2 separate regions of the Homo sapiens genome follow, and region 1 is linked to region 2. The links are chromatin contacts, found by Hi-C or POLR2A ChIA-PET in ENCODE. All regions are on one chromosome and are shown on one strand. The core of a region is the stretch at or near the end of the contact, and the rest is flanking DNA. Distances in the headings are between cores, read along the strand shown.

Region 1 (3,084 bases), core at 530-3,029, 8.8 Mb before region 2:
TATGGTATCTTCTTACAGGTAAATCTTATTACCTTATAGTGTCACACACATCAAACATTTTTAGACAATAATGTAGACACAGATAATTGCAAAGTCCATAAATGCAGGGAGACAGACACACACACACACACACACACACACACACACACGGTATTTGTTGGAGAATCAAGGGAAAAACCATATCTCTAAATGGTAGGGAGTGAAGTCTTCCTGGGGCATGTGATACAGGATGAGTAGAAGTTAGACAGGTGAAGGCAAGGGGAAAGTCATTCTAGGTAGAGGAAGGCAGCCTAGGCAAAGCATGCAGGTAAGACACAGCATGACAGGGAAAAACAGGTAATGAGGAGCTAATGAAGTTGAGGAGAAATTTTATTTAGACATATGGAAGAAATTCCAAATGATTGGTTGTCCAGTTGTGGCACTTTCTAGCTTTAGAAGCAGTGATCATCTCACACCTGGACATAACCAAGTAGTCATCCTTCATTAAGCAGAAGGCCTTGTTATTGAGCCATGCTGCCAGAAATTTAGGTGATATCAAATGATGTCTATACTGAAATCGATACCCTCAGGATTCTCTTAGACCCAGATTCCATAGAGCTCTGCTAAAAAGTCGTGTTTATGTAACAGTATTTATTCTCAGAACAGGGTTGGACGGCTTAGGAGCAGAAAGGCAGAATGTATCTTTGCGGATTTGGGTCATAGTGGGCTGTCAGGATTTAAATTGTGCAACATTGATTAATAATGGGCTGGTTTGTACATTCCTTGCAAGTCATCTTTAAAAGCCAATGACGTCATTTCAAATTAGGATTCTCAGAGATAATTTCTCTCTGTATTACACTGAAAATAATTTTGGAACTATCCTTAATGCCACTTAAAGCCTGAAATTGACCAGTAACTTAATTTGATAGAATATAAGGCGAACACCTCAACTATATTAAATTGTCCCATTTGGGTGGACACTCCTCGGGCACCCTGTTCCGCCCTACACACAGATAATCTGGGGGCGCTCGCGCACAGCTGTCATCGTAGCAGCAGAGGCCACTGTCAATACAGGTTGCCTGACTGATCGTCTGACCAAACCGGGCTAACCCGAGGGCGGTAAATAAGCTCTGGCCATGAAGCAATGACTCCGCAGGATTGCGCAGGGCAGTCACGGGCGTTCACTCCATTTTCTGTTCGTTGTGCTGAGGCCTTTCCACCATTAACTTACCCCAACTCCCCCGCATAGGGCAATACGACCCCTCCAAATATCAAACGCTAAGCATATTAAAATAACAAAATACCTCGCCGCTATTTTATCACCAGACCCTCCTCCCAGCGGGGAACGCAGAGTAGACAGAGAGGCAAGGGAGGGCAAGGCGATTGTGACAGCGCGGAGGGGTGAACACGGCCCAGCTGGGCATGAGGTAAGGTGGGGAGACTACCTGGACAGCAAGCGCGCAGGCGCAGCCGCGGCCGCAGGGCCCACTGGTCCCTTTCTAGTAATTTCGCTAACCGTGACGTCATCTCGGTGCGCCGTTACAGCGCTTAACTGGAAACTGCGATTTAGTTTTTGGTGAAAGGAGTGGAAAAAAACCATGAACTGACCTACCCCGCCCCATTTTGCTTTTAGTCCTTCACACTGGCTTCGCCTGCACTTTGGGCAATGGAGCGGGAAAGGAAAAGGCACGCAGGCTGAGCTCAAAGTCGCGCCAGCCGGGGATGACTCGGCGACGCCGCCAGGCGCGTTACCCGGCGTGCTCCGCGCGGCGCCGGCGAAGGGACGTGGGGGAAGGGGCAGGGAGGAGGAAGCGGTGGCTGCTGCGGATGTCGGTGTGAGCGAGCGGCGCCTGAACACACGGCGGCTGCCGAGCGCCTGACCCGGGCCTGCGCCAGAGCCTGCACCGAGCTCCGGGGCCCCACACCCGCTACGGTGGCCCTGCGCCCGTTGCTACTGAGGCGGCGTGCTCTGCATTCTTCGCTGTCCAGGCCTGCCGGCTCTGGTGTCTGCTGGCTCCTCCTTGCTCGCCTGCTCCCTCCTGCTTGCCTGAGTCACCGCCGCCGCCGCCGCCACAGCCATGGCCGAGAGTGGTGAAAGCGGCGGTCCTCCGGGCTCCCAGGATAGCGCCGCCGGAGCCGAAGGTGCTGGCGCCCCCGCGGCCGCTGCCTCCGCGGAGCCCAAAATCATGAAAGTCACCGTGAAGACCCCGAAGGAAAAGGAGGAATTCGCCGTGCCCGAGAATAGCTCCGTCCAGCAGGTGAGGCCGCCTGGGGCTCGGGCCGGGATGGGGGTGGCGGCAGGACCTCCGCCCGCCGCCCCAGGAGACCTTTTGGAAGGGCCTGGGAGAGGGGTCGTCCTCGGCCATTCTCCCGGGCGTCGTCCCAAATTAGATCACACCCAAGTTCGTGGGTTTGCGCCTTGGGACACCGCAATGGTTTGTGGCGTGGCGGCGCGGCCTGTTTGTGGGACGGGCTGATGCCGCTTTTCTCGGAGCCTTCCTTCTCTGGTATCCGCCGACCCTCAGCCTCCTCCCCCAGTTCCCCGCCCTCCGTCGCCTCCCCTCCAACTCCTCACAAAGGAAAGGGACCCACCGCCAGCCTCCGGGCGGGGTGGAGGCTGGGCGGGGGCGAGGGTTCGCTTTAGCTCAGGCTGCGGTTTTGTTTCATGAATTAAAAAGGGGTGGGTGGGATCCTCGTTGTTTTACGTGCCTGCTTGTTAAGGTGGGTTTTGGGGTGAGGTGCATGTGTATATTTAGTTCTGCATTTTAACTCCTGAAATCTTTCCCACCTTGCAACCTTTAAAAAAAAATTATGACGTAGAAACTGTTTTTAGCTCCATCTTAAGTAATAGTGATAGTACTAGGTTTAAGGAGAAAAGTGAATGACTTTCTTTCACTGATGACTTGCTCTTTCCCTTTTAGTATGTTTATCATCTCTTAGATGCCAATCATTGGGTAGGTTTTTGTTTGATTTTAGAGGGGCGATAGCGATGTTGATATTAGCGGTTGCAATCAAATAAAAGAAAATCGGAGTGAATGCAGAATATTACTTAAACTTGGTTCAGGAATACAAATCTTGCAGTTAATTAAGATTCTTGGTGGAATT
Region 2 (3,410 bases), core at 689-3,188:
CCTTTTGCATATATGATAAGTTTCACAATTTTGAAAAAATGAGCGTTTGTAAAGAGGAACACAAAAGAACCAACCATTAGCTAAACTTATTATTTTGGGGGTACTCAAAACCTTTCAAACAGCACTTGATGACTACGATTAAGATCTTTCCTGCTGATTTAAAAATGGCAAAACTCTTCCTCTGTTTGAGACAGACGGGTTTTCAATTTATTTTTTTTTTTTTGGAGACAGGGTCTCACACTGTCACCCAGGCTGGAAGTACAGTGGTGCAATCTTGGCCTCTGCCTCCAGGGTTCAAGCGATCCTCCCACCTCAGCCTCCCTGGGACTACAGGTGCAAGGCACCACCTCTGGCTAATTTTTGTATTTTCTGTAGAGATGGGGTTTCACCATGTTGGCCAGGCTGGTATGGAACTCCTGGGCTCAGGTGATCTGTGCACCTCATCTTCCCAAAAGTGCTGGGATTAAAGACGTGAGCCACCGCACCCGGCCGGTTACCAATTTCAAACAAGAAAAGTAAAAACCAAACAGAAAAGCTATTGCTTACTACCCTAACTTGGTACATTTCTGTGCTTGTTAATAACTAATAATTAACTTGTCCTCTCACAACCACCTTGAGATGCAGGGGTACAGGGTAAATTAGTACTGAGATAGTACCTAGCACTAAAATAGAATTATCTTTCTTGCACACTTTTTCTACAGAGGATGATAGTTTTTCCCTTCAAAGCACTGGTAATAGTCTTATTTTCTTCCTTCCATTTCTGCTTACTTGGTTACTGTCTTTATCAAACTATTAAAATAGTAAATACGACCAGATGCGGTGGCTCACACCTATAAACCAAGCACTTTGGGAGGCCCAGACAGGAGATCGCTTGAGCTCAGTGGGGCCCGGCTGCAGTGAGCCGTGATGGCACCACTGCACTCCCGCCTAGGTGGCCGAGAGAGACCCTGTCTCAAACAAAATAAAAAATAAAAATAATAAAATAGTAAATATACTGCAATTGTCTCCACCTCACTTCACCTGACAACACTATTTTGCTGTAATGGCCATAGAATCTTGATCTGACCACCGCCCATAGTAAGCAGGGAACTCAGCCTTCCAACATTAATTAAGAGCCCAACAATTTTAGGTTTCAGTTAGAAAGGACAGCTGCGCTTCAGGCTTGGTTCTTGCCAACTACTCAGCTATTTTGGATGAGCTGCACATTTTGTCTGTAACTTCCTCCATAAGTTTTTAATCAAGAGATCTTCCAGGAATGTAGGGCCTGCTTCACCTTCCACAGCAGCTGCGCAAAACATGCAAAACATACACTTCGATTTGTGTTTTCTGTTAGCTTTAGCTACTTCCCTCAGCCCAGACTCCCTTCAGTCTTTTGTTTTGAATAACAACCTACTGTGAAGCTTCTTAAACACTAGTTTTATTTAAAGCTTGTATTATCCTTTTCCTTTTTTTTTTTTTTTTTTTTGAGACGGCATCTCGCTCTGTTGCCCAGGCTGCAGTGTAGTGGTGCGATCTCTGGCTCACTACAGCCTCCACCTCCCAGGCTCAAGTGAATCTTCCTCCTCAGCCTCCCGAGTAGCTGGGACCACAGGGGCAGGCCAACAAGCCTGGCCTATTTTTGATTTTTTGTAGAGACGAGGTCTTGCTATGTTGCCCAGGATAGTCTGGAACTCTATTATAATCTTTGTCTTAATCTCATGGAGACGCCCCCGTGGTCACTGACTGGAGGAAGGAAATACACATTTTAAAGGTTTTAAATTTCCTATAGAAGGGTCTAGAACGTACCGCGCTATAACGAACATAGTAGTAAGACCACCGCCACACTCCTGAGGAAACAAGGTCACGCCCCTCTGCGGGCCGCTTGATCGGGTCTTTAATTAATCCCGCCGCGGCCTTCCCGCCTACCCCCGAGCGCGCACTTCCGGTCGCGAGGGCGCTCGGGAGCGCGCCCCGCGAGCCTCCACCAACCAGCGGCTCCGCCTGGCCAGACAGAGTGCGCGCGCGCACGTTGTGCGCAGGTTCGAATCTCCGCCGCTTCGCGGTTGCTTCTCAACGTCCGGGCCGCATCTCGGCGGCGGCGAGGGCTGAGCGCGGGAGCTGCCTCCGAGCCGGAGCCCCAGCCCTAGGCCCTGCGCGAGCTGCCCCGCCCTACCCCCTCCAGCGTCCTGTCGCCTCCTCGCCCGACTTCGGCCTGTCCCTCTCTCACGCGCTCAGTCCTCGCTCTTCGCCCCCCGCAGCTATCGGCACTCGGTCTCCCGCGCCTGGCGGGCTCCGCCCGAGCCTCTGGGCCCATGGCCAAGCGGCGTGCGGCCGAGCCGGTGACGTTCCACGTGCCTTGGAAGCGGCTCCTGCTTTGCGACTTCGCTGAGCAGCCGCCGCCACCGCCTCTCTGGATCCGGCCGCCCGGGGTCGCGCATGCTGGGCAGCTCCTCGGCGTCCCAGAGCAGCACCGAAAGCGCAAAATCGACGCAGGGACCATGGCAGAGCCCTCGGCTTCGCCCAGCAAGCGCCGTGACAGCGGGGACAACAGCGCCCCGAGCGGCCAGGAGCGTGAGGACCACGGTCTGGAGACAGGCGATCCGCCGCTGCCGCCGCCGCCCGTACTGCCGGGGCCGGGGGAGGAGCTCCCGGGCGCCCGGCTCCCGGGGGGCGGTGGCGACGACGGGGCGGGGCGCGCAGGACCCCCGCGGGGAGACTGGGGGGTCGCATCGCGCCAGGTAGGGGCTGGGGGCGGGTGGGCTGAGGGGCGAAGGGGCTTGCCTTTTCCCCACACACACAAAACGCCCCGGTTCCCACTCATGACTTGTGTAGGTTAAGACGCCTGAGGGGGTTGAAAGAAGGGGTCACCGCTCCGGGAGAGGACGCCGACCGCCAGAAGCACACCCCGAGAGTCCGATGGGCAGAAAGCACTGGGCTGGGCGAGGGGGAAACAGACCGTGGTCGGGAGCGATAGAAGTGGCCTTGCGGCGTCAGCGCCGCGCTCCGTAAAAGGGAAACGGGACCGTGGGTCGTGGCGGGCTGTGAGCATGGCGAGAACGCAGACCGTCAGGGCATAGGTTCAGCCCAAAGACAAACGACAGATAAAGGTGTAGAGGGCCTTCCTGGGTTTAACGATGATTAGTCTAGAATTCGGGATAGAGTTCTTTTTCTAGAGGGAGACCAGTGTGGTAGCCATTGATTAATTGAACGTCCTACCGGCTGGTACAGCTTCTGGAGAAAAGGATGGACCACCGTACCTTGGTCAAAGCTTTGTTTTAACTCATAGTGTTAAATCTGATCCTAGGCAAAAGTATCATTGAAAATTAATTTGGGGGCGGGGCGTGGTGTCTCACGCCTGGAATCCCAGGACTTTGGGAGGCCACGGCGGGTGGATCACCTGAGGTCGGGAGTTCGAGACCAGCCTGGCCAAT

The links. A loop is a pair of places that touch in the nucleus more often than their neighbours do. ChIA-PET counts read pairs that join two places held with the same protein, here RNA polymerase II (POLR2A). Pooled maps may share reads with other maps.
Region 1: a loop to region 2 is called in a pooled map, with 5 times the contacts of the local background. The contact joins the promoter of UBQLN1 here to the promoter of CARNMT1-AS1 in region 2. A Hi-C loop is called at or near these places in 4 of 50 pooled maps. POLR2A ChIA-PET finds 5 or more read pairs at or near these places in 2 of 52 experiments (CD4-positive, alpha-beta T cell and naive thymus-derived CD4-positive, alpha-beta T cell).

Annotation. Positions count from the first base shown.
Region 1 is chr9:83,706,653-83,709,736 of GRCh38, reverse strand. It overlaps UBQLN1 (ubiquilin 1), which reads left to right and starts at 1,779. Exons shown (of 11, transcript NM_013438.5): 1 at 1,779-2,237. The coding sequence starts at 2,058. UBQLN1-AS1 (UBQLN1 antisense RNA 1) reads right to left here and starts at 1,902. Exons shown (of 2, transcript NR_135839.1): 1 at 1,425-1,902. RefSeq lists enhancers at 977-1,865, 2,029-2,098, 1,866-2,756.
Region 2 is chr9:74,951,493-74,954,902 of GRCh38, reverse strand. CARNMT1-AS1 (CARNMT1 antisense RNA 1) reads right to left here and starts at 1,938. Exons shown (of 5, transcript NR_121183.1): 1 at 1,786-1,938. It overlaps C9orf40 (chromosome 9 open reading frame 40), which reads left to right and starts at 1,991. Exons shown (of 2, transcript NM_017998.3): 1 at 1,991-2,717. The coding sequence starts at 2,292. RefSeq lists silencers at 2,010-2,219, 2,490-2,699 and an enhancer at 3,030-3,099.